Linked DNA regions of Homo sapiens: region 2 is linked to region 1. A link is a loop called in an ENCODE intact Hi-C map of the cell type or tissue named here. Cell type or tissue: CD14-positive monocyte. All regions are shown on one strand. Links, peaks and the distances in the headings refer to the core of each region. The heading gives the core; the rest is flanking DNA.

Evidence for each region. Hi-C counts contacts between places; a loop is a spot of excess contacts. Peaks named below come from ENCODE experiments on the same cell type or tissue, not always from the same donor. Only the 100,000 strongest peaks of a DNase experiment are listed, where the experiment ranks them.
Region 2: it touches region 1 in a loop (2.4-fold over the local background); 5 of 110 quality-filtered maps call a loop at or near these places.

What each region holds. Positions count from the first base shown.
Region 1 is chr4:38,869,510-38,885,798 of GRCh38, reverse strand. It overlaps FAM114A1 (family with sequence similarity 114 member A1), which reads right to left. Exons shown (of 15, transcript NM_138389.4): 3 at 7,373-7,728. The coding sequence starts at 7,720. Among named protein-coding and RNA genes, the nearest start is that of MIR574, 9.6 kb to the right of the region's middle. RefSeq lists an enhancer at 916-1,085. In CD14-positive monocyte, for the core only: a CTCF peak has its summit at 12,133; no DNase peak of the experiment used is centred there; H3K27ac peaks cover 347 bases.
Region 2 is chr4:39,047,812-39,064,100 of GRCh38, reverse strand. It overlaps KLHL5 (kelch like family member 5), which reads right to left and starts at 1,869. Exons shown (of 11, transcript NM_015990.5): 1 at 1,066-1,869. The coding sequence starts at 1,448. In CD14-positive monocyte, for the core only: no CTCF peak of the experiment used is centred there; no DNase peak of the experiment used is centred there.

The DNA.
Region 1 (16,289 bases), core at 9,010-14,009:
ACAGTCCAGGGTGGTCAGCCAGCATTCTAATCAGGAAAGCCATACTCTGGAGGCAGCTATTTATAGAGGTTCTATTATCTGTATCTGGTAACATCTGATGCTTTACCAATTACCACACCTAACTGCAAAAATGGGTTTTAATTGGTACACATGGTGGACTATTTACTAGCATTCTCAATATCTGAAAGGGGTTCTAGATGGTAAAAATAAAGGTATTCAAGGAGCTGGCTTCGGTGGCACACTCCTATAATCTCAGCACTTTGGGAGGCCGAGGCAGGAGGATCACTTGAGGCCAGGAGTTCAAGACCAGCCTGGGCAACATGGCAAGATCTGGTCTCTACAGAAAAATTAAAAAATTAGCCAGGCGTGGTGGCATGCACATGTAGTCCTATCTATTTGGTAAGGTGAAGCAAGAGGATCACTTGAATGCAAGAGTTCAAGACTGCAGTGAGCTATGATCTTGCTACTTCACTCCAGCCTGGGCAACAGAGAGAGAGAGAGACTATTTTTTTAAAACAGGACGGGGCCGGGCTTTGTGGCTCATGTCTGTAATTCCAGCACTTTGGGAGGTCGTGATGGGTGGATCACCTGAGGTCAGGAGTTCAAGACCAGCCTGGCTAACATGGTGAAACCTGGTCTCTACTTAAAATACAAAAATTAGCTTGGCATGGTGGCAGATGCCGGTAGTCCCAGCTACTCTGGAGGCTGAGGCAAGAGAATCACTTGAATCTGGGAGGCAGAGGTTGCAGTGAGCCGAGATCATGCCACTGCACTCCAGCCTGGCGATAGAGGGAGACCCTATCTCAAATAAATAAATAAATATAAATAAAAATTTTTAAAAGTATTCAAGATGTGTAAATAGTTAAGTATATTTTCTGCTCCTCCCAGTTTTATATGAATAGGGTGTTACAAAGGATTTTGCCCTGTGTAAATGGTCTTCCATCCATCTTTCAACTCTGGGGAATTCTGGTGACTTGATGCCAGCTATCAGGGAAGAAACCTTAGCTCTGAAATCCAGACAGTTGCCTTGAGTAAACCTTTCATTCAAGATGGTGATCAAAGCACCTAAACAATGGGATGTTCTCAAGCCTACATGAGAAAGAGTTCTCATACACCATTTTCAACTCTCTTGTTAATTACCGTTTCATTTAAAAATGTCAGTGTGGTACAATGTGATCTGAAACTTGATTTCGCTTATAGAATGTGGTAGTGGTGAGATTGTACTATAAATTCTTTGCTAGCTACCATAATCTATTTAAAAAGCAAAACAAAACCCTAAGAGCTGTGCCCAACCAAACTGGCTTAGAGACAGAAACCTTCCAGGGCTGAGGGCTTGGCCTCTGTTGTTATTTATATGTTAACACCTGAGCCATCTTACCCACTTCCATTACTGAAATAACCACATAGGTGCTGATAGCCTCTGAATCACCTATCTCTCCAGACCATTTTAACCAACTGTCCACAAAGTATCTTCACTTGGATGTTGCATGGCATATTTAATACTGAACTCAGGCCGGTGCGGTGGCTTGCGCCTATAATCCCAGCACTTTGGGAGGCTGAGGTGAGAGAAGAGCTTGAGTCTAGGAGTTTCAGACCTGCCTGGGCAACACAGGGAGACCCCGTCTCTACCAAAAACCAAAAACCAACTGAACTCACCATCTTCTCAATTATTCCCCGTACCCCAACTAGCTCTTGCTGTGTCCTAGTGTTAGTGGTTCCCAAACTCTAGTCCACAGACTGACTGTAAGAGTGTCACCTGGGGGAATTCATTAAAAATAGAGTCTCAGCTTCCACTATGATCTTGTGCCTAAGAATCTCTTAGGGTAGAGCCCAGGAATCTGAATTTTTAACAGGCTCCCCACATGATTCCAATACACCTCCAGATCTGGGAAGCACTGCTCTCTATGGCAGAATGGCACCTCCATCCACCTGGTTGTCCAAGCCAAAACTGGGTGTCACCGTTCAGGGAACACAGAATAAGGAACGTAGGCAGTAGGGAACTCTGTCCTTTTAGAGCAGGCCAAAAAGGGAAAATACTCAAACAGAACCGGAGAAAACTCTGCTCATCCGGTTTAGGAGGCTAAATGCTGTCATGTCTCAGCCTGTGTCCCCTACTCCTTGTCTCTCTTGACCATAACTTTATGGCATTTAAACATTCTGCTTCTCCTTTTTTAGGGAGAGAACTATCCATGGTGGTCCACACTCCCATGTTTTCCCATGAGAGTACTCAACAGTGTTAACATTGGGATTCTTGACCTTCTCCATAATCGGCCTTATGCGTTGGTGTTGAGCAGTAGGGATGACATTTTAAAAATTCTGGGTAACCTTTCTTGGTGTTAAGAATTCAGAGAAATTTAATCTAGATTGGGTCTTTTAAGGGTTGACTGGCTAGTATATAATAAGGTCCCATAAGAGCTCTGGGAACAAATGTTACTCCCAACCAGTACTCAAGACAAACATCTTTGAATTGAGGCTGAAGACTTCTCTGATTCTTTAAGACGAATTTAAATGCTCTGTCTAAAGCCTCCCTTGTGCCTGTCCTATCTAGTACTAGAGGACATGTAATCATTGCTCTCATACAACAATGTTTCCCCCAACTAGACTGTAGGCATCCTGAAGATAGTTACACCACCCAGATTTCTGGGCATAATGCATTGTGTCATGATGCTGGCAGAGGCCTTAGAGAATCCGGTCCAACCTCCAATGCTGAGGACCATTTCTCACGGAGGTTGTAGAGTGGGTTCCTACAGGAGAAGGCTCAATTCAATGGCTTCTGAGTCTGTATGTCAGAAAGGACAAGAAAGCAAAGAAGCCCTAAAGATAGAGATAGTTTATCCGAGTGCATAAATGGTGTGGTCCTTAAAAACAGAGGTGCCAGCCAGAAAGGTGGCCTCCTCCTTGACTCTGGCCACCTGCTAGTCGCAACACCCCATCTGCCAAGTTATGGTGGCCTTGCTGCCTGAGGCAAATGTGAGCCTAATGATGTGGATTTTAAGGGGATCCAGATCCAGGTACTTACAAATATATATGCATACACATACACACCACACACACATTTATGCGCATTATCACAAAATCTAATGTGCCTTAGAAGTACGTCCTCAAAGTCTATTCTGCCCGTTTTCTTTTTTTAGTAAAGCAAGCATTCCTCACAGAAACTTTTTTTTTTGAGATGGAGTTTCACTCTTGTTGCCCAGGCTGGAGTGCAATGGTGCAATCTCGGCTCACCGCAACCTCCGCCTCCCGGGTTCAAGTGATTCTCCTGCCTCAGCCTCTCGAGTAGCTGGGATTACAGGCATGCACTACCATGCCCAGCTAATTTTGTATTTTTAGCAGAGACGGGGTTTCTCCATATTGGTCAGGCTGGTCTCGAACTCCTGACCTCAGGTGATCCGGTCCCCTCGGCCTCCCAAAGTGCTGGGATTACAGGTGTGAGCCACTGCACCTGGTCAGAAACTTTTTTTTTTTTTTTTTTTTTTTGAGACGGAGTCTCGCTCTGTCGCCCAGGCCGGACTGCGGACTGCAGTGGTGCAATCTCGGCTCACTGCAAGCTCCGCTTCCCGGGTTCACGCCATTCTCCTGCCTCAGCCTCCCGAGTAGCTGGGACTACAGGCGCCCACCACCGCGCCCGGCTAATTTTTTGTATTTTTAGTAGAGACGGGGTTTCACCTTGTTAGCCAGGATGGTCTCGATCTCCTGACCTCATGATCCACCCGCCTCGGCCTCCCAAAGTGCTGGGATTACAGGCGTGAGCCACCGCGCCCGGCCCTGGTCAGAAACTTTTTTAAAGGGCTGATGAGAATTTATCAGGTGTAGATGTACATGGGGTCAAATAGGCTTTTGCACTTGGCTATTTTCCTGCAGAACCTGCCATTCCTCAGGGGCAGCCTGTGTTCAATCCAAACAACCACCTTGTAATGAACTTTAGATTCAAGAATTTGTTTTGTACAATTCACTCTGCTCTGGAGCAACAGGGAAAGAGTTGTTTTCATCAGTGCAAAATGATTTCTTATGAGTATGCAACAAGAGGCAAATAAAATAGAAAAAAATGAACAATAATCAAAGACTAGGCATAAAATTGACTTCTAATAAAAGGATAAGCTACTAAGAGAGACAGTAGAATCCCCTTTCCTGGTAATCTTTAAAAAGAGACTAAATTTGCACCTACGTAGAATGGTTTAAATAAGACCTGGGTGAAAGTGATATCCTCTCTTCCAGGCCCTTTCAGCCAACCTATCGGCTTTCCTGCCCTTCTTAAAACAAACTCACAGGTACTGTCCCCACTCCTTTGTTCCCTCTGAGCTTCTGACCCAACACAATACATCCAGAGCCACGGGCCCGACTCTGTGGCCAGTGTTTGCACTTCCATCCAGGTAATTCCGTGGTGCTCTATTATTAGGAATTTCTCCCCTTTCCAAGGTCCTTGAAATGCTGTCAGTGTTGTAGGGGGTGGGGAAGGTGGAGTACCTGTTACCAACCAGCTCAATTTCTGTAGCATTCAGGAGGTTTATAAGGTGTTTTCAAAGCAAGATTCATTCCATTTGACCAAAACATTTAAGGCAAATGTGGTAGAAGCATACTGATTTTTTTTTTTTTTGAGACAGAGTCTCGCTGTCACCCAGGCTGGAGTGCAGTGGCTCAATCTCAGCTCACTGCCTCAATCTCAGCTCACTGCAACCTTCACCTCCCAGGTTCAAGAGATTCTCCTGCCTCAGCCTCCCAAGCAGCTGGGACTACAGGCATGCACCACCACACCTGGCTAATTTTTGTGTTTTTAGTAGAGACGGGGTTTCACCATGTTGGCCAGGCTGGTCTCGAACTCCTGACCTCAAGTGATCCACCTGCCTCGTCCTCCCCAAGTGCTGGGATTACAGGCATGAGCCACCGTGCCCGGCCTTACTATGCTATCTTCATGAACAGTCCTGTTATAATTATTATGTCTGAAATTGGAATGTATATGGATTTTGAATTAGTATGGATTTTGAATTAGTAGAGCTTGTATAGTTTAAGTCATCTTAGGTGATAATGGTGTGGCTAAGTTATATTTTTCTTACTGTACCAAGATATTTGTTAACAGTAGCACTTAGGATGAAAATTGGGAACCATAGCTCCCTACATGAGACAGACAGTGTGGAGGCAAAGCAGGCTCTGGAGTCAGGAAGACTCTGTTCAAATCCTCACTCTGCCATTTCCTATTTGGGCTGATTCTTGACATAATCTAGTGGTCCATCTCTTCACCAATACCATGCAAACTGCCAAACCTGCGGCTTATTAATGTCCCACTTTTACTTCCTATGTGTTTTGTGGCTGTTATTGCTATTGTTGTTGTTCTAAGATCAATGGATGAAAAAGTGTCCTAGTAGCCAAAAGAATGAAAGGGCTTGTCTCCAGATACTTTTGAAGTGTTATTGTAGCACCACAGCATTTTAGAGCTGGAATGATACTGAAGACCACTTACTCAAAGAATCATAAAAAGGACTTTGAAAATTCTTTAGCCTAAACTAATTATTCTCAATCCTGGCCAAACATTACAACCACTTGGGGTACTTTTAAAAATTGCTGATGTCCAAGCCCCATTCCTGAATCAGAATCCTTGGGCTTGGGACCCTAGCATCAATATTTTCTATTCTATTCTATTCTATTCTATTCTATTCTATTCTATTCTATTCTATTCTATTCTATTCTATTCTACTCTATTTTATTTTATTTTATTTTATTTTATTTATTTTTTTGAGACAGAGTTTCACTGTCATTGCCCAGGCTGGAGTGCAATGGTGCAATCTCGGCTCACTGCAGCCTTGACCACCTGGGTTCAGGTGATCCTCCTGCCTCTTCCTAAGTAGCAGGGACTACAGGTGCATACTACCATGCCTGGCTAATTTTTTGTATTTTTCGTAGAGACAGGGTTCGCCACATTGCCCAGGCTTCAATACATTTTAAATCTCCCCCAGTGGTTGGTAACATTCAGCTGAAGTTGAGAACTTCTGGTCTAGGGGCCCTTAATTATTTAGGGCATCTATGGATGGCTTCAAAGGGTCAGCGACCTCTTGAAACTCATAAACAAAATTTTGTGTTATGTTTACCCTATCTGATTCAAACTCCCAGCTGGTCCTCAAATTGCTTCCATAACATCCCTACAAAATGACTGTTCAGCTTTTGTTTAAACACTTCCAGTGAAGGGAAACACCTTGCCCCTGAGGAAGCCCATCGCAGACAGTTCTGAGGGTCAAACCCCTTGAGAAAAGTGGGTGGGAGGGTAGCCCAATCTTGAATACAGGAGTCATAAAACATTAGTCAGAAGGATGCATCAAAGTCTTCATGTGAGAATTCTTCACTTCATAGAGGAAAAACCTGAAGCGCAGAGACATTAGTTTGTCTGGCCCAAGCTCATGGAGTTAATGATAGATTGGAGGGTGAATGCCCAGGGCCCCTAGTTCCCTGTTTAGTTCCTGTCCCTCACATCATGCTGCAGAGTCACCTCAAGGGGGTGATCTGTGGTGGCACACTTCAGGATGAACAGGGCTGGGCCTGGCTGAGGGAAGACCCCAATTCCTCCCTCCTGCACCACCCTTCTAGAAGGCAGTCCATTCCAGACAGGATGAGGAGAGCAGCCTGTCTCCTTCTTTAATGCGGGGCGTCTCCCACCCCTGCCCGGCCCCACATGGCTGGAGGTGAAAGCTCCAGGAAAACCCTGCTGGGATAGTCTTCTTGGTGGCCCAGGTGCCAACAGGGAGATCTGGCTTATCTCATACCCTGAGAGATAGGTGCAGGCACTGAAAGGGGAGGGGTGATGAGTGCATTCTGCCTCTGTTCCCCTGGAAGGTGATGTGTGATGATAAAACAGTGATCTGAAGGCTGAAGATCTCCACTATGGACTTGTAAATATACATCAGATTTTAAGTGATCTTAAAGAAACATTGACTTGTTTAGGGTGGAATCAGGCTTGTTAATTATCTGGAGTCATGATGTGTGATATTACAATGTTTTCCATTTACAACCAAGTAGCCCAGGACAAGCTACCACCTCTGAGCCTGGTTGCCACAGGTATAAGCTGGAGTTAGTAATACCCAGGTTTGAACTGTTGATGGAGTGAATTACATAACATAGAAAGTGGCTAGCAGAGTGCCTGGCACACGGCTTGTGTCTGATAATTGGTGGCTGTTACTGTTAATAATACACTTATCAAAATGCAAATATTATGACAAATTATTTTTATATATGTCTAATCTCACTACACATTTCTGATGACAGAGGGGATGTCACAGTACATTTTGAACTCCCAATTCCCACCCACAGAGCTTGGTGCTAGCTCTGCACACGGTAGATATAAGCAAGAACTTAGGCCGAAGTGAATTGAATGACCCATTCTTACCAGATAATTCTGTTCTTGCAGGGGTATTTCGGATCTGGGTTCTGCCTCAAGGCTGACGGAATCAATACATTCAGCAAGTGTATCCTCAGTCACGTCTCCATTGAGAGGGGGCTCCAGGGCGTTGGCATCCTGAGGCTGCACAGGGGGCCCAATGGCGGCAGCCCCTGCACCCTGCACAGCTGCATTTTCATGCCCCTCCCCTCTGGGGTCAGCTGGTGTTGGCTCATGTGAAACTGCAGCTGAATCACAATGCACTTCTGCATCCTCAGGTAAAGAATCACTATTAGGCATCTCAGTAACTTCTGCTTTGTCTCCAGTGGCTAAGGTGTCACCAGCATCATCAGACATTTTAGTATCTGTCAACACAATTATAAACACCTCATGCTTTCATCGAATTGTTAAGCTTCAATTCAAAGCCCTGGATAAATAAATCTGGTAGGGGAAAACTTTTTTTTTTTTTTTGAGACGGAGTTTCGCTCTTGTTGCCTAGGCTGGAGTGCAATGGCATGATCTCAGCTCACTGCAACCTCCGCCTCCCAGGTTCAAGCGATTCTCCTGCCTCAGCCTCCCGAGTAGCTGGGATTACAGGCATGTGCCACGACGCCTGGCTTATTTTGTGTTTTTAGTAGAAACGGGGTTTTTCCATGTTGGTCAGGCTGGTCTCGAACTCCCGACCTCAGGTGATCCACCCACCTTGGCCTCCCGAAGTGCTGGGATTACAGGCGTGAGCCACCGCGCCCGGCCAGGGCAAACTTTTTTTTAACCAATACTCTATGTAACCTTGTGGGTCCCCAACCCTGCATTATTCCTTGTACCAGTCCATGGCCTGTTAGGAACCAAGCTGCACAGCAGTGGGTGAGTGGCAGGTGAGTGAGCACAGCTTCCTCTGTATTTACAGCTGCTCCCCATCGCTCGCATTACCACCTGAACTCCGCCTCCTATCAGATCAGTGGTGGCATTAGATTCTCATAGGAGCATGAACCCTATTGTGAACTGCACGTGTGAGGGATCTAGGCTGTGCACTCCTTATGAGAATCTAATGCCTGATGATCTGTCTCCCATCATCCCCAGGTGGGAGCATCTAGTTGCAGGGAAACAAGCTCAGGGCTCCCACTGATTCTACCTTGTGGTGAGTTGTATAATTATTTCATTATAAATTACAACGTAATAATAATAGAAATAAAGTGCACAATAGTAATGTGCTTGAATCATCCCAAAAGCATCTCCCCCGCACCCCTTTCTGCTGATCTGTGGGAAAATTGTCTTCCACAAAACTAGTTCCTGGTGCCAAAAAGGTTGGGGACTGCTGGAATAATGAATGGCCCCCAAGATAACCACATCCCAATTCCTGGAACCTGTGAGTGTTACCTTACATAACAAAAGGGACCTTGCAGATGTGAGTAAGATAAGGATCTTGAGATGAGGGGATTATTTTAGATCATCTGAGTTGGCCTTAAATGTAATCACAAGTGTCCTTATCATATGGAGGCAGAGGGAGATTTGATTACAAAGAGGAAAAGGTGATGTGATGACAGAAGCAGAGGCTGGAGTGACGCACTTCAAAGATAAAGGAAGGGGCCCAAAGCCAAGGAATATGGGTGGCCACCAGAAGCTGAAAAGGGAAAAGAAACCACTCTCCCCTCAAAGACTCTAGAAGGAATCAGGCTGCCAGCAACTTGACTTTAGCCCATGGACACTGATTTCAGACTTCTGACCTCCAGAACTCCAAGAGAATAAGTCTGTGTTGGCAAAAGCCGTGAAGTTAGTTGTAATTTGTCACAGCACTGATAGGAAGCTAACAGAAACCTACAGGGCTATCTTTAAACTTTCCTGGAGCTCTTACTTGGCATGAAAGACTACGCCTATGGGAACTAAGAGTAATACCTGTATCTTTAAAATTATTGACTCTGGCTTTATTAATTATATTTGTAGCAATAATGAGAATAAGCATAGGAAGGCAGGGTGCAATGGCTCACACCTGTAATCCCAGCACTTTGGTAGGCTGAGGTGGGTGAATCACATGAGGCCAGGAGTTCAAGACCAGCCAAGGCCAACATGGTGAAACCCTGTCTCTACTAAAAATACAAAAATTAGCTGGGCATGGTGGCATGCACCTGTAGTCCCAGCTACTTAGGAGGCTGAGGCACAATAATTGCTTGAACCTGGGGGGTGGAGGTTGCAGTGAGCTGAGATCGTGTCACTGCACTCCAGCCTGGGCGACAAAGCGAGACCGTCTCAAAAAAAAAAAAAAAAAAAAGAAAAAAGAATAAGTCTAGAAAATACCTGAGCACTTATCAAAAAAAATACTTGCCATTTAGCTTTGTAACATCTTTGTCAGAAATTCACAGTGAGAAAGAGACCTATACACACACAGTATTCCTTGTTGGGGACCAGCTGATGAAGGTCTAGACCATGGTTTAGTCAAGGATAAACTTAAAGGGTAAGAAGTGAGGTAGAAACCAAATAAGGAATGTAGCCATTAAAGCAGAAAACTCTTTTAAAGCTTACAAATTATTGATATCATGTAGAACAGCACTATTCAATGGAACTTTCGGTGGTGATAAAAATGTTCTGTCTCAACAAACTAAGCATTGAAGGAACATATCTCAAAGTAATAAGAGCCTTTTATGACAAACCCACAGCTAACATCATACCGAAGGGGCAAAAACTGGAAGCATTCCCCTTAGGAACCAGAACAAGACGAGGATACCCACTCTTACTACTTCTATTCAACACAATAGTGGAAGTCCTAGCCAGAGCAATCAGACAAGAGAACGAAATAAAATAGGAAGAGAGGAAGACAAACTATCTTTGCAGATGATATGATTCTACACCTAGAAAATCCCATAGTCTCTGCCCAAAGGCTCCTAGATCTGATAAACAACTTCAGCAAAGTTTCAAGATACAAAATCAATGTACAAAAATCAGTAGCATTTCTATACACCAATAATGTCCAAGCTGACGGTGAAATCAAGAATGCAATTCCATTCACAATAGCCACAAAAAGAACAAAATACGTAGGAATACAGCTAATCAGGGAGATGAAAGAGCTCCACAATGAGAATTACAAAACAATGCTCAAAGAAATCAGAGATGACACAAATGGAAAAATTTTCCATGCTCATGGATAGGAAGAATCATTATTGTTAAAATGGCCATACTACCCAAAGCAATGTACAGATTCAATGCTATTCTTATCAAACTACCAATGATGTTTTTCATAGAATTAGAAAAAAATATTCTAAAATTCATGTGGAACCAAAAAAGGGCCCAAATAGACAAAGCATTCCTAAGCAAAAAGAACAAAGCTGGAGACATCACACTACCCAACTTCAAACTATACTACAAGGTTATAGTAACCAAAACACCATGGTACTGGCACAAAAATAAAACACATAAGCCAACAGAACAGAATAGAGAACTCTGAAATAAAGCCACACACCTAAACCATCTGATCTTTGACAAAGCCAACAATGACAAACAATGGGGAACGGACTCCCTATTCAATAAATTGTGCTGGGATAACTGGCCAGCCATATGCAGAAGATTGAAACTGTTCCCCTTCCTTATACCATATACAAAAATAAACTCAAGATGGACTAAAGACTTAAATGTAAAACCCAAAACTATAAAAACTCTAGAAGAAAACCTAGGAACATAGGAAACACTATCCTGGATATCGGCCCTGGCAAAGATTTCATGACAAAGACTCCAAAAGCAATTGCAGCAAAAACAAAAATTGACAAGTGGGAGCTAATTAAACAAAAGAGCTTCTACACAGCAAAAGAAACTACCAACAGAATAAATAGACAACTTACATAATGGCAGAAAATATTTGCAACTATGCATGTGACAAAGGTCTAATATCCAGAATCTGTAAGGAACTTAAATCAACAAGCAAAAAACAAAACAAAAACCATTAAAAAATGGGCAAATGACATAAATAGGTACTTCTCAAAAGAAAACATATAGGTGGCCAACAAGCATATGAAAAAATGCACACCACCACTAATCATTAGAGAAATGCAAATAAAAACCATAATGAGACACCATCTCACACATAGATTTTCCCAATAACTCAGAGCTGTCATTTACCACGCTTTCACCCTCTCAAGAATATATAGTATCAACAGCTATCATTTATTGAGTGCTTACTGTATCCATGCTCTTTAAATGTATTATCTCCTGTGAGTTGAATGTTATCAGCTCCATTTTACAGACGAGGAAACTGAAGCTCAGAAGTCACACTTTTAGTAAATTCTACATTTGAAATTTGAACCCGTGTCTGACTTTGAGACTGAACCACATCAGAGCCCTATCAGCAATGCCATCTGCCTCTTTTCTTACATTCAGTCAGTGGCCAAATCCTAGAGGCTCTTTATTGAGAATCTATCTACATTCTTTTACTCCTATTCTCATGGCAAGGTCCTCATTATGGTTCATGATGACTATTTCAGTATTGGGTTCCCCTGTTCACTGCAGCTCTTCCCCTTACTTCCCATCCTTCACCTCACGGCTCTAATTACATGGCTCTCCTGCTCACACATCCTCAGGAGCTTCCCCTTCCTCTCCCTCCTGAGATGAGGCCACATGCTTCAGCTAGTATCCAGGGACCTCTGTGCTCTGATCCCACCAGGCTTACCTCCCACGATTTCCTATAAAACCTTAAATGAGACAGTGTAAATATCTGTGCAATGCCTGGCACATCCACAAGAGACCCTCGGGGGCTGTTAGTTCCATATGTTGTTCTTTTGCACATTGAAGACCCAGTTAAAATAACCGCCTCCTCCATTCTTTGTTCCTCCAGGTTGAACATTTTCCTTCTGAACCCTTCTGAGGGCATTTTGTGTTTATCTTACTTTAGACAGTTAAAGTCCTCTTTGATTAGAGTTGCTTCAGTTTTTCCTATGATTTGTAAATTCTATAAAGACAAAGACCTTCCTTGTTTTGTATTCATATTCTACATAGTACTTGGCATGGCTTCCTGTGCATAGTAGGAAGCTCAACAAATATGCCTGTTGAGTTAGATTAATATTTGTGTACAGACACTCAGGAGCTCTCTTACAGCAGATGGTTCCAAATGACTTGACATTTCCGTATTGTCTTTCTTTTTTCCTTCACCTCCCAGTTAATTGAGTTAGAATGTATTTGTGTAAGCAAAAATATCTGCCAGACCTTGAATTCAGTGATAATATTCCTGTAAACAAGTCTACATGTAAGAATGGCAACGAATGCAGACTTCCCTTGAGCTGGTATACAAAGTTTAGGATATTCAAGGTTGGCCGTGGGCTGTCAAGGAGCCAGGTTCAAGCCTAGCTGAAATAGTAAAGAACGATAGAAACCCACTGTATAGAGAAGGGGTAGTATTGTGGGTGGTTTATGGGAGGTGAGTAGAATTGATGGGGGCTGCTAAAAAGGCTGTTGTCATTTGGAAGTTTACAAAATCTTTGTGAAAACCTCTCTCTGAATCAGGACTAGCCTAGGACAGGGTGTTGGCAAACCAGTCTGCTGGCCAACTCTTGTCCTCTGCCTGTTTTGGTAAACACAGTTTTATTGGACCAGAGATACACCCTTTGTTTACATATGGGACCGTCATGGTTTCTCTGGCACTACAATAGCGGAGCTGAGTCATTGCAACACAGGCCATATGGGCTGCAAAGTCACAAAGCCTAAAATATTTACTATCTGGCCGGTTTCCGAAAATGTCTGCTTACCCATGGCCTAGGACTTTGCTTGATTGCCATGGCCTAAAGATTTCCCTGTCTTAATTTATTATCCTCACATGAGTCGTATGGACACAACAATGAGGAGAATGGGTTCATGAATAAATGATACCTTGCCATCACTTTTATTCTCATTTTTTTAAATCGGTAGATGGTAGACATTGTCTGATATTTTTATTTCTTTGTAAGGTAATTTGAAAATCCTTATTATTAATCTGGATTATTAGGAAGTCCCAAAATATTTCAGTTTTCTATAAGCAGGAACATCAGAGTAAATCTGGCTGTGATAAACACTTATGGGTAAATAAAAACCATTATGGATGCCTAAATGTACAAGCCTTGCCCTCATGTGTTGTTATCTTGTTCATGAAGTATCCTAAAATAGTTCAGCATATACTATGTGACACGTGCATGTTACTTAGTTTTAATTTGTGCCCTAAGGGTGGCTGGATGACATTTGAAGTGCCTTATTCAGGAATATACTATCCAGGGGTCTTTAGTAAGCACTTAAAAATCCGTAATGAGGTGACCACCTCTTTTTAGAGGGTTCATCTACCGTCTTCTCTGATGGGCACTCCAGGGTATGCTAATTAGCATAAGGGATATGAGAAATAATTTTTCACTGGTGACATGAAAGATGCCTCAGGTATGTGGATCGACAAGAAATAACGTACAGGTGCCTTCTCTGCTTCTATACCCAAGACATGAGATTGCACTGAATCCAGCAGCTGACTTACCCTTTGGAGTAGCGTTCTTCTAGGTTCTCTAGCTGAATGCAGGACTCCAAAGCCTGAAGGTGACTAGAAGCTTAGTTGAGTCCTGCCTCTAGAACACAGGCCTAAAAGGACAGTGAGCTAGGACTTCCTTGAGCTTATAAGAACAGACTGGTTAACTAAGCCTGTTTGCTAATACATGTGTGGGTTTATGGCAGAATTCCATCAGTGAACTTGGATTCATGGTAATTTAACTCTTGGTAGGGAAGTTGCAGAGGAGGAAACCTAGAGCCCTTACCTATCTCTGATGGCCAAATTACCTTAGGTCAGTTTATCCCAAATGTAGAAAAAGTACTGCAGTAAAACTCCTCTCTGTGGCTGTTCTGCATTCAACCAACACAAACCATCCCTTCAGAAATACCCCAGAAACTCAGCTGTAAGATGTTAAACAGGCATTGTTAAAACATATTTATGGACTATTGTCAAAAAATATTTATGGATTATTATTTAAAATATTTATAGATTATTGTTTAAAATATTTATGGATAATTTATAAATTTTATTAATACTAGATCTTTACATCTGTTAAATTTAAAAATGGTCATCGGTCAGGCATAGTGGCTCACATCCCAGCACTTTGGGAGGCCAAGGCAGACAGATCACTTGAGGCCAGGAGTTCCAGACCAGCCTGCCCAGCAGAGTGAAATCCTGTCTCTACTAAAAATACAAAAAAATTAGCTGGGCATGGTGGCATGTGCCTGTAATCCCAGCTACTCTGGAGGCTGAGGCATGAGAATTGCTTGAACCTGGAAGGCAGAGGCTACAGTGAGCCAGGATCATGCCACTGCACTCCAGCCTGGGTGACAGTGTGAGACCCTGTCGCAAAAAAAAAAAAAAAAAAAAAGAAAGAAAAAAAAGAAAGCCATGCAAGATCAGCTCTAATTCAATTTCTAATTGTGTGTATCTCTAATCCATATTTATCTCTACTTGTTACAGGTCTAATTTTCCCCAAATCAAAACGAAAAAAAATTATTTTTTGTTTGGTTGTTCTGGTAGAACTTTATCGACTGTGGATGCTATCATGATGGGGGAAATGTAATCATTTTTCAGACTATACCCTTTTGTATGAAACCACTAGAAACTGTGTGTTTGAAATACAGAACTGTTTCTGAGCAGGGGCTGCTGGAGTCCACCAGGATTACAGTCATGACAAGCACTGTGTTTCCTGGGACGGTTTCCATCTCCGTCTGGGTGTTCCATAAGCCAGACTTAGAAACCTTTCCTGATTTATGGTTAGGAACACTGATCACTGTAGCCATGTCTCGTGGACTGGAGGCTAGGGAGACTCAACCCACAGAAACAAGGAGGCTGCTTCAGGAAACTCTAAGGAGAGGAAGGGTGGCATATAAAGAAGCCTTTGTGGGCTGGGAATAAGTTAGTTTTTCGTGAGTAAATTCATTCATCACCTAAAATGCTCCCAGAACTATGCAAGGTATTTAAGCAGCAACATCACAGCTCCAAAAATAAGTATAAAACAGAAGACATGGTCACTATCCTTCAGAAATCAATCATCTGTTTGAGGAGCTAACACAAAACAGTTAAAAAGTGATGCAAAACAGCACAGCAAATCAAGGACAGATGTGCCTGAACTAGACTGACCCTGTGCAAGGGAGAATCTTGAAAGTGTCTTTGATGTGGTGATTCAGGCCTGGTGGGATGAGAGCATGTGCAAATGTCCAAGCATCAGCGATGGACTGTAGTGATTCAGGACAGGTGTCTGAGAGGCCAGGACATGAGGCTGCATGGAGGAATGATGAGAGGTGGGAGCGATGGTATTCTGAGGTGGAAAGAGTTGTGTCCTGCAGGCGTCAAGGGATGTGGCCTCTGGTCCCAGTATCCCTTTGTGGGCACACAACTTGATCCTCACTGTGCTTACACCTGCTCCTCTGTAAAGCTAGGATGGACAAACTGATCTGGATGCTTTTTTTTCCAAACTCCACCTGCAGGACTGGGGCAAGTCTGTGATGATAGAGAAAAATGAGGACAAGATTGCAAGTTTTTCATAAATCTAAATTTATTAAATGTAAAGGACTGCCTTCATCTTTCAAGTTTAGCCTTTGTGCTTTTTCTTGGTATTAAAATGTCTTTCATTTTATGAAATAGTGACAGTGGATGGATTTTTTTAAAAAAAATGGCCTGACTTGGCAGCATAAAAATTTGGTTAGCATGATATCCTGTGTGAGGTCATCTCCCCCAGTTAAAAAAAAAAAACAAAAACAGTGCCAGTCAGCGAAGGACCAGGAATAAAAACTCTGGATGAGAGGCTCTTAATCAGGTTGTAGCAGTTTGTATGAGTTTGTATAAAGCTTGACAAGTCTACGTACCCAGGCTCCAGCCTATTCTCTGTGAGGCTGCCAGGCATTTTTGGACCTATTTGCTCTCCTGTTCAAAAACCATTAGGTGTAAATATCTTCACACTTC
Region 2 (16,289 bases), core at 6,085-11,084, 180 kb before region 1:
ATTTTGTCTCAATCCATATGACACCTACATCATTAATAACCAACTTACAAATTACAAGTGTTATCAAAAGCTGCACAGAAATTTTAAGAGAAAAATATAATAATCAAATTAGACAAATGATAAGCTATTTGTGCCTTTAAATATTTAGAAATATTTTCGAATGAAGATTAATCAGAAAGATGACTTTCATGCTCTAAGTTGTTATATAATCTTATTGTAGTTTAAACTGATGAATAAGAAAATCCATTTCAAAGATAAAGGCAGATTCCAAGATAAAGGTAGATAAAGTCACTATGAAATTACCTATTTTTTTCCTTATTTTCTTTCTTCTAACTGATTTCCCCTTCTTCCTGTCCCCTTTTCACCAGATAATCACATCTAGCCCCTCTACATTCCCTTAAACTCTCCTGGAGGAATGTCCTTCATTTCCCTAAATAGCACACATTTCAGTGAAAGTGAAGGTAACAGGAATTAGTAGCTGTCATCTTAGAGACATGTTACTTAGTATTCTCTATATTAGTCTGGAGAGCTGTAACACAGACAGGACAAAGAGAAATAACCATAAGAAAAATATTATTGACAACTACAATTGTGTCAAAAAATTGGTGACTATAATGTGCATCTCTTTGCAAAACCTTTCCTTTTCATTAAATTAAAAAATGACTCTATCATCTGTTATAAACTAAAATGTCACATAAAATTTCATACTATAGAAATATCTTCTATAGTTTTGATATGAATATAGAAGGTTAATGAATGAAGCAAACCACAGGCAATGATACATGAAATTGCTACTATATATTATTTTCAAAGCTGAGCCAGATCTATATATAGAACACAAGATATTTCAAAATGAATGCTATTTGTTGTCTTTGTAATTTTACAGACTATTAGAACATTAAAAAAACCCTAGCAGAAGTATCACATGTTCATACCAAGATATTATATATATGTATGCAGATGTACATATATAATCAGATTTTAAATAATAAATACTAAATTATTTAAAAACATTATAGAGCCATACCCCCACACCCCTTTTCTAACAGTAAGAAAATAATCAACCTGCATGAACTGGAATCAGATTCATTTTCTTCTTCACTAGTGCCATCATCCACTTCTGGTCTATCCAGCCAATGTGCACCGCCACAATCTTCTGCTGTAAACTCAAATGCAGGGACTTCAGAGGTGGATGCCATTGGCCAAGAAGGTGAATTCTGAAAATCCAGTTGGCTGGACCTTCGGTAACCAATTGAAGCCAAAGGCAATTGTAGGCTACATGGATCTAAAAACTTTCTCCCACCGTTTGCTCCAGTCTGTCCTCGGTTCCAAAATTCTCCCTGCTGGCTGTCAACTGTAGAATTAGGAGATGATGCTTGATGACCAAACCACCTCCATCTGATTTTCAAAATCTGTTTCACATCAAACTCTTTACGAGAACCAGACATCCTCAGAGAAACCAAGTGATCGTCTAGGCAACGGGCAAAAAGCACTGCACACAGATTTGTGCATCCAACCAAGACAAGAGAAGTATATGCCCTGCTGTACACAACAAAAATATGTAAAGGAAAATAAATCACATTCATATATATATCTACAATTACTTTTATGCCAATATATCAGATTTTAAAGAACAAAGGATAATGAATAAAGATGAAACACGGTGGAACATTCCGTTCAATCAGAGCAAACTCTCATCCACCTATCCTGAAGCAGCTAGACCACTTTCCCGGCTCTCCTTTCCCATACTGACCATTAGGTCTCACAAACACTGACAGCATTCATTAAAGTCCTTTCAAATGCAGAACACCACCCCCTTTTTCTTAAACCACAAATGACAGAGACAGAAAACACTATCCCCGTTGCAGTATCTCAGTCTCTGCTGCTTAGTATATTAACTCTTTCATTGCTGAAACAATAAATGTATTCTATAGCATTTCCCTTTGTACTTAAAAATAATCACTTTAAAACTAAAATGTTTCTATTTCTAAACTAAGTCCCTAAGTGAAATACCACAAAACAAGTTTTTAAAAAAGCATTTGTAAAATTAGATGAGTTATGGTGATTTTCCAGGTGTGCTCTTTGGATGGGGAATGAGGAGGAAAGCGGAGTACAAAGGTGGGGCTCCAGACTATTGCCTTCACCTCTATCTTCTCCCTTCAGAAAACAAATGGATCTAATTAATACAGTAAGATCCTGGGTAAGATTTCACTTGGATAAAGAATAATGAGGAGAATAAAAAGTTTGAAAACTACAAAGGATCAAAATGTAACAAATACTCTTTTTCAAATAAACTGAGGCCAGGATTTCTCTATAAGTAGAAATGGGCCACTGCCAGTTAGTGTAACATCCAAATTTCTATGACATTACTTAGGAAAAGGAAAAGTGCGGCTCAAAAAAGCTACCAGGGACTGGGATAGGACTATTGGGTGTACAAGTGCCCTAATGGTGCCCTCTGTTGTTAGCAAAACAAACAATGGTTTGAACATGGTTACAGTTAAGGCAAATTGATAAAGCAAATACAAATAAACTCAAAAATACTGAGTAGTTATTGTGAACAATGCAATCTACTAGGCATTGTCAGGGACACAGAGATATATATATCTTGGTTCCTAACCCCCAAAATAATTAAATCTAGCTATTGAACCAAATACAAAATATTTGATAAGGTAAAATAAGAAACATTAAAATGCTGCAATATTAAAGTGTGATCTATCAATGCAGAATTTGAGTTTTCAGGGTGCTCAGTATTTACTCCTTTATCAACTAATTCCATACAAAAGGCAATGCCTATCTAAGCTGACCAAAAAACAAAAACAAAAACTACTTTGGAGGCTTACAAAAATATTGTGAGGTGTCTATCTTAATACAAATTATTCAGAGAAACAAGAATGAGAAGCATAAAAAGCCAAGTATGATTTCATGCTAAATAATACGGGAAAAACCATACAAACTGTAAGAAAGAAAGGAGATATCAGGATGGCAATGGAGTGGTATGGGCCAGTTTCATTAGGGAGAAGGCTGCTAAGAATAGTAAAACATTGTTTAGGTAGAATGATAGATTTCTACAGAAAAAGATTCTAATAAAAGCATGAAGTGGGCATATCTACAAGGAAGAAGTGGGAAATAATCAGTTTGATCAGCCAGCCATACCAAATTAATTTTAAGGTGTAGTAAGAGATAAAGTTAGATGAATACGATGAGATAAAATGCCTTGAGCAAGCAGCAAAGACATTATTGAATGGACTGTTGAACAGGACAATGTTTTAGGAAATTAACTTGGCAGTACTGTGCAGGACGCATTAGAGAGTGAAATGACACTTTCCCCTCTCCTCTCACCTTTGTCAGACTCCTTCTGATCAACATCCTTCTAACTTCACTCTAGCTATCCAACTTTATTTCTAACCATTTTCCAACATAGACACACCACTTCATTGGTCAAGGCAGTCTACATTATGGTGTTCCCTCTTTTATAACACTGTTTGCCTCCCAGAGAAACTCTGGTTTAAAAAACACACTTCATCCTTCAAGATTTAGCTCAGGCACTATCATCTTTGTAAACACTTCAGTTACTCTAAGTAGCTGGTTCTCAACAAGGGAAGCATCAACCTGCTCCTAAAGGCTTCTGGAAAATAGGTGGTGGTGGTGGTGGTGGTGGTAGATTTTTAGTTGTTGGAATGACCAGAGTGCTATAGGCATTGAGTGTGCAGGGGCCAGAGACAGCAAACATCTGGCAATGAAAAATGATACCTTTATTTTGCCAATCCTCCTCCACTCATTCCCATGGTAATCATTGCTGACGCCAAGCTTGGTACATATAGCCTTTCACACCTCTCTCCATGTTTATAAATCATGGACAAACTTATATACACATATATAAGAGATTTGCTATTGTTATACAAGAGATCATATTGTATTCATCTTTTAGCATTTTGCTCTTCTCACCTAATTTTATATATACATGGAAATATAAATTAATAATCTTTTTAAGAGTTACATGATATTTCATTACTGTAAAAAAACCAATTTATTAAACTATCTCCCTGCTAATGGGCATTCAGGTTGATTTCAGGTTTTTGGGTTTTTGCCATTAAAATAATGTTGAAAGAAACATCCTTGTGAGGCTTTTATATCTACAGAATTTATTGCCAGGAGTGGACTTGCTGGGTTGAAGGTATGTGCATTTTATTTTGTTTTATTTTAAGACAGAATCTAACTCTGTCACCCAGGCAAGAGTACAGTGGTGTGATCTTGGCTCACTACAGGCTCCATCTCCTGGGTTCACGCAATTCTTATGCCTCAGCCTCCTGAGTAGTTGGGACTACAGGCACACACCACCATGTCCAGCTAATTTTTTATGTTTTTACTAGAGACAGGGTTTCTGGAGTGCAGTGGCGTGATCCCGGCTCACTGCAACCTCCGTCTCCCAGGTTCAAGCAATTCTCCTGCCTGAGCCTCCTGAGTAGCTGGGATTACATGCGTGCACCACCAAGCCTGGCTAATTTTTGTTTTTTTTAGTAGAGATGGGGTTTCACCATATTGGCCAGGCTAGTCTCAAACTCCTGATCTCAAGTGAGCGGCCCACCTCGGCCTCCCAAAATGCTGAGATTACAGGCGTGAGCCACCGTGCTTGGCCATATTCTCTTTTTAATTTTGGTCATTCTGACAGGTGTGTAATGGTATCCCATTTGGTTTTCCTTTACATTTTCTTCATTATTAATGTGGCTGAATAACTCTTCATGTTTATTGGTTATTTGGATATCCTCCATGAAGTGGCTATTTAGGCCCCTTTTTTTTTCTATTAAGTTATCAGTCTTTATCTTCTTGATCTGTAGTTCTTATATTTCTGATATTTTCTTTATAAAAATATGAAGTAAGCTTAAACATTAATGCCTTTATGGCATGAAATTCAGCATTCACTTAAATAACACTTTTTTTTCTGTTCCGACAACTTTCACCAACAATATAAAATTGTTTTGCCCCAAAATTTGTCCAGCTCTGATGCCAAGTATTTCCCAGGAAAATTATTTATAAACGATCAATACGTATTAAAAATCATTACATTATTAAATTATCAAAATGGTCTTCACTGACTACTCTCTGTAAATTAGACTCATCATTCACAAGCCCGCTGACCCTCCTAATTTTTTTCATAGCAGTTACCACCACTTGGCATATTAGATGTTTATTTGCTTATTGTCTTTATCCTCACTACAAAGTAAGCTTAAGTGGGGCTTTGTTTTGGTTATCACTGTAATCCCAGCACTTAGAATAGTACCTAGGAGACAGTAGGTGCTCAATAAATATTTCTCTAATGAATACATAAATTATTCAACAATTATAAGAGCTATAATAAAATCCAACAATTATAAGAGCAATAATAAAAGTATATACTTATACTATTTTTTAAATTATAAAATAAAGAATCTAATTTTAAAATTACAGACACATTTACCTTGGTGACAAAATATATATATATTTTTTGAGACAGGGTATCACTCTGTCACACAGGCTAGAGTGCAGTAGCTCGATCTCAGCTCACTGCATCCACAACCTCCCGAGCTCAGGGGGTCCTTCCATCTCAGCCTCCCAGGTAACTGGGACTACAGGCACGCACCATCACATCTGGCTAATTTTTGTAGAGCCAGGGTTTTGCCATGTTGCCCAGGCTGGTCTCGAATTCCTGAGCTCAAGTGATCCACCCGCCATGGCCCCCTAAAGTCCAAGGATTACAGCCACGCTGCCTGGCTGACAAAATCGTACGGTATTTTTTCAACTTAGGAGAAAAATCACAATGTTATTCTAAGAATTTCTTTTTTCTATTCATTCTTAAGGCATAAAATTCTATCACTTGAAATCCAATGGCTAAACAGATGTCTTTTCAAATGGACACACTTTCTTCAAACTAATTACAAAATTATATTCTATACCTCTAATTTTATAACCTTGCTTTATTTCAGGTTAAACTTGAGATACAAAAGCTCACGTATTATTTAAAATAGATAATATGTGTCAATTATGAATACATTTTTCAAAATGTAATTAAAGGACCCATGTGCAACTTCTGTTTCAAAACCGCTCAAATCTTGTCTGTGAATTTAAAAGATGACACTATTCAGTATTACAATAGAAACACTGAAATGTCATTAAGATAGACTGAAGGTGAGCTCACTTCAACAGTGTGGCTTTTAAAGCTATGTCTTCACTCAACTTAAATCATGGCTATTTGGTAACTAGTTTATATTAGTAATCATAATTACATCAATCTCTCTTCACATAGAGTTTTTTAGATAACAGTATTTATGGCTCATCAATTTTAATAAATCTATTTCTAAAGTTTTAAGTGTGTGATATGCACTGCATTAAAAAAATCAAGAATTTTACCATACTAACCCAGCAGCTCTCACCTCTCTGTTTTTCCTCAGTTATAAAAAGAGTAAGTTGCATTGCATGATTTTGAAGCACCCTCCAAAGTTTAATAATTCAGGGATACTTTTTAAACTTTGTCAAATTAGGTCTATCAGAATTTGATTTAAAATATTTGAATATTAGTATAATTCTACCAACATGTAAATTCCCTAACACTTAAAAATGTATGATGGTGGAAAATTTCAGTTATTTACCCTAAAAGATTTGAGATCTATTTTTACTAACCTTGACTTTAATTCTAGAAATATACCAGATATTCTGTACTGCTTCTCCATTCTCATAAAAAGCAAACATTAAAAATGTAAAAAATATCCTGTATTTCTGTAAATGCAACAAATCTTTTGTTCTGTAAGCAGAACAGAATGCAAAGATAAGGAAATAGACCACAAAAATCAATTAGGACAGGGACCACTATATCCCTAACAACCTGTACAGTGCATGGTATTTAAATAATTTCTGACTTTAAATTTTAAAAAATGAATAAATTAATGGCACAGCTCTTGACTTGAAAGATTTTAAAATCCAGCAACAGAGGGTCTTGAATGAAACTCTTACTGAATTAAGAAGAGGTAAGTATGTCCTTTATTTGGTTGAAGTTGAGGTTTTTGAGGTGAGGATTTACAGATAATATCTTAAGATTAATTTGGCAATGGTGAAAAATGGATTTACAAGGGAAGATACCTCATAAGGAAACAAATTAGAAAACTCTACCATGTGAGAGGCACAGCTCAAACTTGACTGGAAGCAACAAGATCTGAAAGGGCGGTTGAAGTTGAAGATTTTACAGAGACCTTATAGGATGGCTGTGGCAAATGGAGAGGAAAAAGTCAAAGATGACAGCATTTTCAAATTTGAGTGACTGGAAGAAGAACACTAAAATTAACATAAGTAAGGAGGTAAGGATATTGTTTCAGGAGGATTGAGTGAGGCTTTAGACATGTTTGGTTTTAATTATATATCAAGCAATCAAACAGCTAGGATAGGACTCTAGAGCCAAAAATTAATCTATTTAAGAAACCGGAAATTTAAAGTGTGAACAAGTGAGCCCTGGGTTAACACTGGTTATCTTTGGTTATGTTTGTATTCTATTCACTCGATACCACAAACACATGGCACCAAAATTTCTTCTGTAATTAAAAAAACTTATAGTTTGAAATTCAAAACTAAGATTTCTAGCACCATGTTAAATCTTTCACTTTGTTAAAAACAACTGGGAAATACTTCTAATTTAATTGGTAAATGAAAATTTTAAAATGTCAAATTTAAATTCAGGCCGGGTGCAGTGGCTCATGCCTATAATCCCAGCACCCCTGAGGGTGGATCACTTGAGGTCAGGAATTCGAGACCAGCCTGGCCAACATGGTGAAACCCCATCTCTACAAAAATACAAAAATTAGTCGGATGCAGTGTAGTTCCAGCTATTCAGGAGGCTGAGGCAGGAGGATCACTTGAACCTGGGAAGTGGAGGCTGCAGTGAACCAAGACTGTGCCATTGCACGGCTGCTCGGGCAACAGGGCAAGATTGACACAATACACATACACACACACAATTTAAATTCAGTTGTATTATACCAAGACATCTGGCTCTACAAACCACATGGTAGACTGAAAACTAAGCAGTCAAGGACTTTGATATATGCTGAAAACTGAAGATGACTTCATGGTAAAAGCCATGTAATATAGGGATTTTATTTCTTTGTGTATCCTAAATAAATCACTGTAATATATACCTATAAGTATACGAGGGAAGATCAAGAGGAAAAAAATCAAGGCAAAAAAAGTAAATGGAGTAAACTTTAACCTTTAAACTAAACTATGTCCCTTTACCATATCACGTACAATGCAGGAACTGACATTAAATTTAAAAATTATAATACAGCATGACGAAGATACACACAGAATGCATATGATAAGCTAAGATATAGCAAGGCAAGCTTAGACAGCTGCAGAGGTCAAAGATTTATTTCCAGTCAACCTGGAACTCTGAGTACAGTGAAAGCCCCCTTTTCAGATGAAACCTGTAGATGGTCCACTAAAGAAAAAAGTCAATAATCATAAAAATAATAAATACATTCCTTTAAAGATGTTATTTTAACTTGAACATATACATGCACATTCATTTGTAAATCTTTTCATATAGGGTTAATGCCATATATTTGATAGGGGTCTCCTACTGAGTTTGGGTCCTTTGTCTTGCATAAGCTGTACCCACAATGATCCATCATCTATGATTTCCACTTATGGTTTCTATAAATGGAAACAGAACTTAAAAGCACTTCTGAAATAATATGAATACAGAATCCATTAGACCAGTGGTCTGTCCACCACAGGAAAAACTTGTGCCAGATTGTAAATTAATGCATCGCTTTCTTCAAGGAGAAAGTCTCACCATGAAAACAAAACATTTGCTGAACCAGTGTGCATTAGTTTGCCTAATGTAGTTAATTAATATTCTAATGTGCACTCCTTATATTCTTGAGGACCCCTAGTAGTCTGAAGACCAGGTAGCTGGTTGATGGCCTTTGACAGGCCCTGCTTTAGACTTTGATGACTTTTTCCCTAGTCTCTTAGAATTATCCAGCCTTTATCCAACTTGATAGAATTTTTAAAATAACTCATTTATATAGAGGCATCCCAAAGCATTCAACTTAATTTTCATAGGAAGAATTATCTTTTCTTTACACTTTCATCAATTTACATGTTTACTAATGTTTTATAATTACTATAACAAGTATAACTGTTAAAAACAGGTTTGTGAATAAACAGAACCAACTTCTGGTAAGTACTCAATTCAACGAGTAAGCAGAGATGTACAGGTCAGCTATGGAGCTGCCTGCTTACCCATGAGTGTTCAGTTGGCCCATGCTATCAGTAAGTACATTTTACAGCAGAAGAGTGTGCCTCAAGTTAGAGCTGTAAGTCAGTTCAGAAGCAGTTGGTGGAGAGCGCTTCTGCTGTTATTTTCCCACATTATCACTTATTAATGGTAGCCTAAGTGACACAGCAGAAAGAGCCTGAGTCAACAGCTAAGCCACTCACCAGCTAGCTGTATAATTTGGGCAAATCACTTCACCTCCTTTGTCTTCAGTTCTCTCTTCAGTAATAGGATTAAGTAAGTGGCACATCTAAGTATTGAGTAACGGTCAGGATTTATAGCAGCAGCTACTATCTCTTAAGTGCCCAAATGAGCACAATAATATATAAAATACTTTACACTGACTGGGGCATTTTGTTGTCAGAAAAACTCTGTCCAACAGGGGTCATTCCTGCCCCCAGCCCACCACTCCTTATAGATGAAGATACTGAAGTGAGATTAATTAACCTGACTTAATACCTATATCTGGTGAGTGGCAGGGTCCAGGATGGACCCTAAAAACCATATACTTTCGAATACACCACAGTGCTTCTTGCTTTCAAAGCAAGAAGTATTCTCATTCACTACTCAAAAATACCTTGTGAGGCAGGTAGAGTAGTTGTGCAAATGAGGAAGTAGATTGAGAGTATAGTTGACTTGGACAAGGTTAGATGTCTAGTAGAGAGTAGCAGAACAGACAAATTCTTTGCCGATAATATCTGACCAAACTAAAAGCAAGTAAGGCACAAAAGGCAGCGGGGAGGGGGAACAGAATACTTAAGGAACACATGATTTCTTAAATAAGAAGAAACTTAAATTAAGTTCATCGTAACTGCAGTTAAATGCCAAAATGACATTTATTCACCAAGTACAAGTGCCTCACAGATTTCTCCCTACTTAGCTCCCTCCCAATTGCTGCTGCTGTTTCTTACAAAGTACTGGCCCACAGTAACATCAAAAGAATCGTTTTATTCCACAACTACCTATCAGTACTGATACCTGGTAGTAAAGCAAGGGACATTTTAAAACTCAGCTAAATTAATATTATATAGCCTTTATTTTAAGCTCACCTGTAAAAGTTATTACAGCTGATACTACTATGATATAACAAAATCGTTACTTTTGAAAACATTCCTTCAGCTTGATGACTGGTAAAACACAAGGTTCCCTTGCTATCCACTCCTTAGATTTTTGTCAGTGTTAAGCACATATTTGCTGTGCACAAGGAAGAAAACTGTAATATCATTAAAAAAATGATGGAAAACCACTGCTAAATTCTTGCCTGATCCATTACAGTTGGCATGTGCTGAGACACCCAATTATCTTATGTGCCATAAAAAGTAACAATCTGGATAACCACAAATTTGTCTTTTACTGACTTCAACCAAATCCAGAAGTGTTTCTGTCTTTCACGTAGCTTTATGGTGATGGAGATTAAAAAAAATTTTTTCTGAAAAATAATGAATCAGTACTCTCCAGACACAAGTATAATCAATTAAAGTTGCCTGGGCTCTCTGATCACATAATGAGCCAATCACAGATCAACTTGATTCTGCTGTAGGACCAATCCAGATTTTGTAAATTATCTATTTTTGTTAGAACAGCATAAGTCAGGTAGGGAAAGGGTAGTAATGGGCAGTGAAAGCAATAAAGAGGAGAAAATGTGAAGCACTATTTCTCAACTGCTCATAATTAGAAATGGTTAATCACTACAAATGTTAATTAAACCAGTTAACCATTAAAGAAACTGCCTAGCTTGCCCTAAAACTAGACCCAAAGAAAAGCCACCAATAACCTGTTCAATAATTTAACTTCAGCAAAAAGCAAAATGAGGATGTTAGTGGTCAAATGGAGATTAGTGGAGATCAGTCGAGGCTAGAATTTCTTAGTGTTAATCATGCATTAGATTAAATCCAATGTTCTTAGGAGGCACTTCAGAGTAGTCCTCCCAAACTCCAATGGGGGGAAGGAGATGACAAATAAATTTAGGACAAACTGATTCAGGCCTCTCCAAAGAACCATGCAGAAACCAGGCCATCAATTCTAAACTCCTGCGGAGCACGGACTTGAGTATTCCTTCTTTCTGCTTATCAGAGAAATAGCTCCCCAAAGAAAGGCAAATATTAAGTAGAAATGAACCAACCAACTTCAAGTCTAAATCCTCTCTTATTCTCCATGCTATCGCCAAAGTAGCCTTCTAAAGTGCAATTCTTGACTACATCACTCTACTTAAAACATTTACTTTTGTTTGTTTTTGATCAGCTACAAGATAAATAAAAGCTAAGATCTTTAGCATGGAATTCAGGATTTTTAATGATCTAGTAGTCTTTGCCTGCCTTTCCAGGCTCACCTTCCTCTCAACTTATTTCACTTTCTCCATTATAAAAAAGAGTAAATGGGCCAGGTGTGGTGGCTCATACCTGTGATCCGCAGCCCTCTGGGGAGGCTGAGGGGAGCAGATCATGAGGTCAGGAGTTCAAGACCAGCCTGGCCAATAGTGAAACCCCATCTCTAGTAAAAATACAAAAAATTAGCTGGGCGTGGTAGCAGGCACCTGTAATCTCTGCTACTCGGGAGGCTGAGGCAGGAGTATCACTTGAACCTGAGAGGCGGAGGTTGCAGTGAGCCAAGATCACACCACCACACTCCAGCCCAGGTGACAGAGCGAGTCTCTGTCTCAAAAATAATAATAACAATAATAATAAATTTAAAAAGAGTAAAAACACTACATCAAAATAAGCAAAAGAAATATTATGGAATACTTCTTAATGAAAGGCACTGCAGATAATACAAGTATGAGTAGAGTTAAGCTTCAGTTAACTCTTTTGGCTCTGTTCCCTGGCCATCTGTAAAACTAGGTACCTCAACTGTTATTAGGTAACACTACTTGTAGTAAAAATGATCCCTGTGATTAGTAAATTTGCATCAAGACTCAAGAACTATAAATGAACCATAAATACCTCATAAGGAAGCTATAGCTTTGACTTCCCTGTGATGGCTCTTTTAATTAGCATAGCTTTTACAGAACCCTGGAAACTCAGTCTATGGAGTTGTGTAAGAGACACTGGCTCCTGTGGGACCTGGTTTGTTTGTTTGTTTGTTTGTTTTTTCTTTTTTTAAGCCAAGGCAGCTCCTGCACCACCTAGTGTGAGCTTCCTCTGAGGTGCTGCCCAGATGGCTATGAGCTGCCTGCGTGGACTGCTGTGAAAATCACTCCCACTGAGGAGGAACATTTGATGCTGCCCTGCTGGCAAACTATGATTCCTGTCTGATAGCCTTCTGAGTAAACAAGCTTTCTGAATTTGAAGTTTAGTTAAACCCAAGAAAACCCCTTCATTTGCACAGAAACAAGTGTCTAAGAGTCTTAATATGACATTCCAGATATTCTACAACCTGAATCTAATCTCATACACAGCTTTTACTCATATTCTTGTTTTTTTTTTTTTTCTGGGAAATCCTCTTCAGGTAACATATACCATCTCCCCATAGTTAATCTCTTCGGCCACTGATGAGGTGAAGCTATGGATATTTTTCAAACAGGAAGAAAGGAGATTATCGCGTAGTTTGAAAATGCAAGGGAATTCTGCTAGTGAAGCTACATACACGAGTCTAACAGAAAATGATAGAAATTTATTGAGAATAAAATTAGATTAAATTGGTGAAGAGATATGATAATAGCATGTTAAAATGTAAAATGTCCAGATAAAGAGTGTCTAGGAGACCAGTTTGGATGGAAGAAAAGAGCAGAGCTAGGTAGTATATTACATGTGCCGTTCTTCCTGCATTATTACCCATGAGGAGAAGCCAGGAAGCTCTGTATCAGGATCAAAGCAGATGACTTATAAGAGTTAGACAATTCAGTCAATCCTTACCCTGGGAGAGGAAGAAGGGATGGATGAAAGGATTACAATGGAGATGGCATTTGCCAGTGTTCAGGGAGGGAATATCGTAGTTACTTAAGTCAGATCCAGTTATACCTTCTTATCCTGATTATCATAATCAGCCTGTCTCACTAGAATTTGCAAGCTCATGTTAATTGTGTAGAACTTTCCATGGCACCTCGGTTTCTTTGATTGAAAGCTATTATAACTGCCTCTTTCTCTACTATAAAGTTGTCAATTACACTAATTTGTTATACCTTAGAGTCAACTGCATTATTTCCTAAGTCTGGTGGTTAAGAGCTTACAAAGACAATGCACTTAAACATTTTTAGATTGTCTGAAATTGTTAAAGCCTCTAGTTTCAAGTTCATAAACTCTTAGATTAAAACATCCATGTAACAGCAAAATAGAGAAAAATTAATCAATAGAGAAAAAGAAGAAAGAAATACATGTGCAGAGAGAGACACTAGCAAGAAATCATATAGACTTGGAGAGAGAGAAAGTAGCCCTAGCTCCTAGCTTTCTGTTATTGGTGCCAGTTGCTTTGAGGCCCAGCTGTACTTCTTGCCCTTGGACTCTGATACAAACTATATTCCTTTTCTAACATAACATTTCTTTTGCTTATGCTAATTTAAGTAACATTGTTTAATTTGTCATGAAATACTCCTTAAGTCCAAAAAGGCAGAGAGGAACAAAGTGTAACAGTTTATATATTTAGTATTTTTCACTATTTTATATATGTGTGTATACACATCATTTACATACTGTAAATGATGCCTTAAAGAGAAAGGGAGAGAAAACTCAAGTATAGCTATTTTCTATTGTGATTGTAAACTCCCCACTTATTTATTTATTTATTTTTGGGATGGAGTCTCACTCTGTCGCCCAGGATGAAGTGCAGTGGCGTGATGTCAGCTTACCGCAACCTCTGCTTCCCGGGTTCAAGCGATTCTCCTGCCTCAGCCTCTGGAGTAGCTGGGATTACAGGCGTGCACCATGATGCCCAGCTAATATTTTTTGTAATTTTAGTAGAGATGTGGTTTCACCATGTTGGCCAGGCTGGTCTCGAACTCCTGACCTCAGGTGATCTGCCCACCTGAGCCTACCAAAGTGCTGGGATTAAAAGCGTGAGCCACTATGCCCGACCCTCATTTATCTTTTTATCCTCACAGGCCTAACACAGTGCCTTATACACTTTCATTTATTTATTTATTTATTTATTTTTTATTTATTTATTTTTGAGACAAGGTCTTGCTGTCCCGTAGGTTGGAGGGCAGTGGCCTGATCATGGCTCACTGCAGCCTTGACCTGCCAAGCACAAATGATCAATCATCTCACCTCCCTACCCCCGCCCCCAAGGAAGCTCGGACTGGAGACACATGCCACTACACCCAGCTAATTTTATTTATTTTTTGTAGGCATAGGGTCTCACTACGTTGTCCAGATTGGTCTCAAAACTCCTGGACTGAAGAATCCTCCCACCTTGGCCTCCCAAAGTGCTGGGACTGCACAGTCTTGAGCCACTACACCTGGCCCCTTATACACATTCAACAAATGTTTATTGAATGGACATACAATTTAAAAAGAATGAAATTCATTTGGCCAAAATAACAAACTTAATTGTGAAGTTCTCAAAAGCATTTCATTTCAAACTAATAAAAGACATTCTTCATAATTCTCATTAGCATAATTCTGTTTAAACACACTCACATACACAAAGAAATGCTGTTTTCTATTTTCTAAATAGAATACTGTACTGACATATTTGGCTTTTGATTTATTTAGATTCTGTGTTAGCTCATGGGACTCTGAAGCCTCTTTAGTAGTCATTAAGACCGTTCACAGACTATTCCAGTTCTCCTCTTTCTGGGCACATGGTAGAAATGCATTTCCCCATCTCCTTGAAGTTGGGTGTAGTCAAGTGACTTTTGGCCAATGAAATAGCAGTGGAAGTTAAGTGTCACTTCCAGACAGAAGCCCTGAAGAGCCAATGTACACCAGGCGCGGTGGTTCACACCTGTAATCCCAGCACTTTGGGAGGCTGAGGCAGGTGGATCATGAGGTCAGGAGTTGGAGATCAGGCTGGTCAACATGATGAAACCCCGTCTCTACTACAAATACAAAAATTAGCCAGGCATGGTGGTGGGCGCCTGTAATCCCACCTACTCGGGAGGCTGAGGCAGGAGAATCACTTGAAACTGGAAGGCAGAAGTTGCAGTGAGCTGAGATCATGCCATTGAACTCCAGCCTGGGCAACAAGAGTGAAACTTCATCTCCAAAAAAAAAAAAAAAAAAAAAGCCAATGTAAAATCACCACATCCTTTTCCCTGTCCTAACAACTGCGGAAGCATGTGTTGAGATACAGCCTCCAACAGCCTGAGACTGACCATTTGTAATGGAGTTCTCTTGCTGACCTGCTTCAGCATGTAGTATAACAGAAAAAAATCTTTGCTGTTTAAAATCAACAGGATGTGAGAGTTCTTTTGTTACCACAGCATAATCTATCCTGCCTGGTATACTCAGCAAACCCCTTTCTCATAAATGGAGTGAAGCAATGAACAGCTCTGGCCCTCTATTTTCAGAATGGTATCATTTTGTATAGCACTATCATTTGGAGAATACTTTGGAATGGAAGTGCCCCTCATTATCCAAACTCATCATCCGAACACAAGAACCGAATGGATTCTGATAAATTTTTGGACCAACACCTCATTCTCTCAACTCTCTGTACTTGCCATCTCGAACTCTGGAACCAAATACATTTGGATAGGTGCAATTCCTTGCCTTCCATACTCTTGCCACCTGCACTCAGGAATGGAATAAATTTAGACAGTGAAGGATTCTTGATACATTATTTCATTTGTTCTCTTAAAGCTGTTTTTCTACTACCCAGTACCCAGTAGATTCTCAACATTTATTCCATAAATGAATTTATGTGCTCTCATCATTCTAATTTTACAAATAAGGAAATAGATTCAGGGAGGTTCATCAACCGGCTGGAAACAACCCTGCACATACAGCAGTGACACAATCCCAGACTTTCTGGCTTCAAATCTTCGCTCTTTCCACTCTGTACTGTGTTCTCTTAGGTTTCTCATAGCTATGGAATGCTTATGATTTGACAG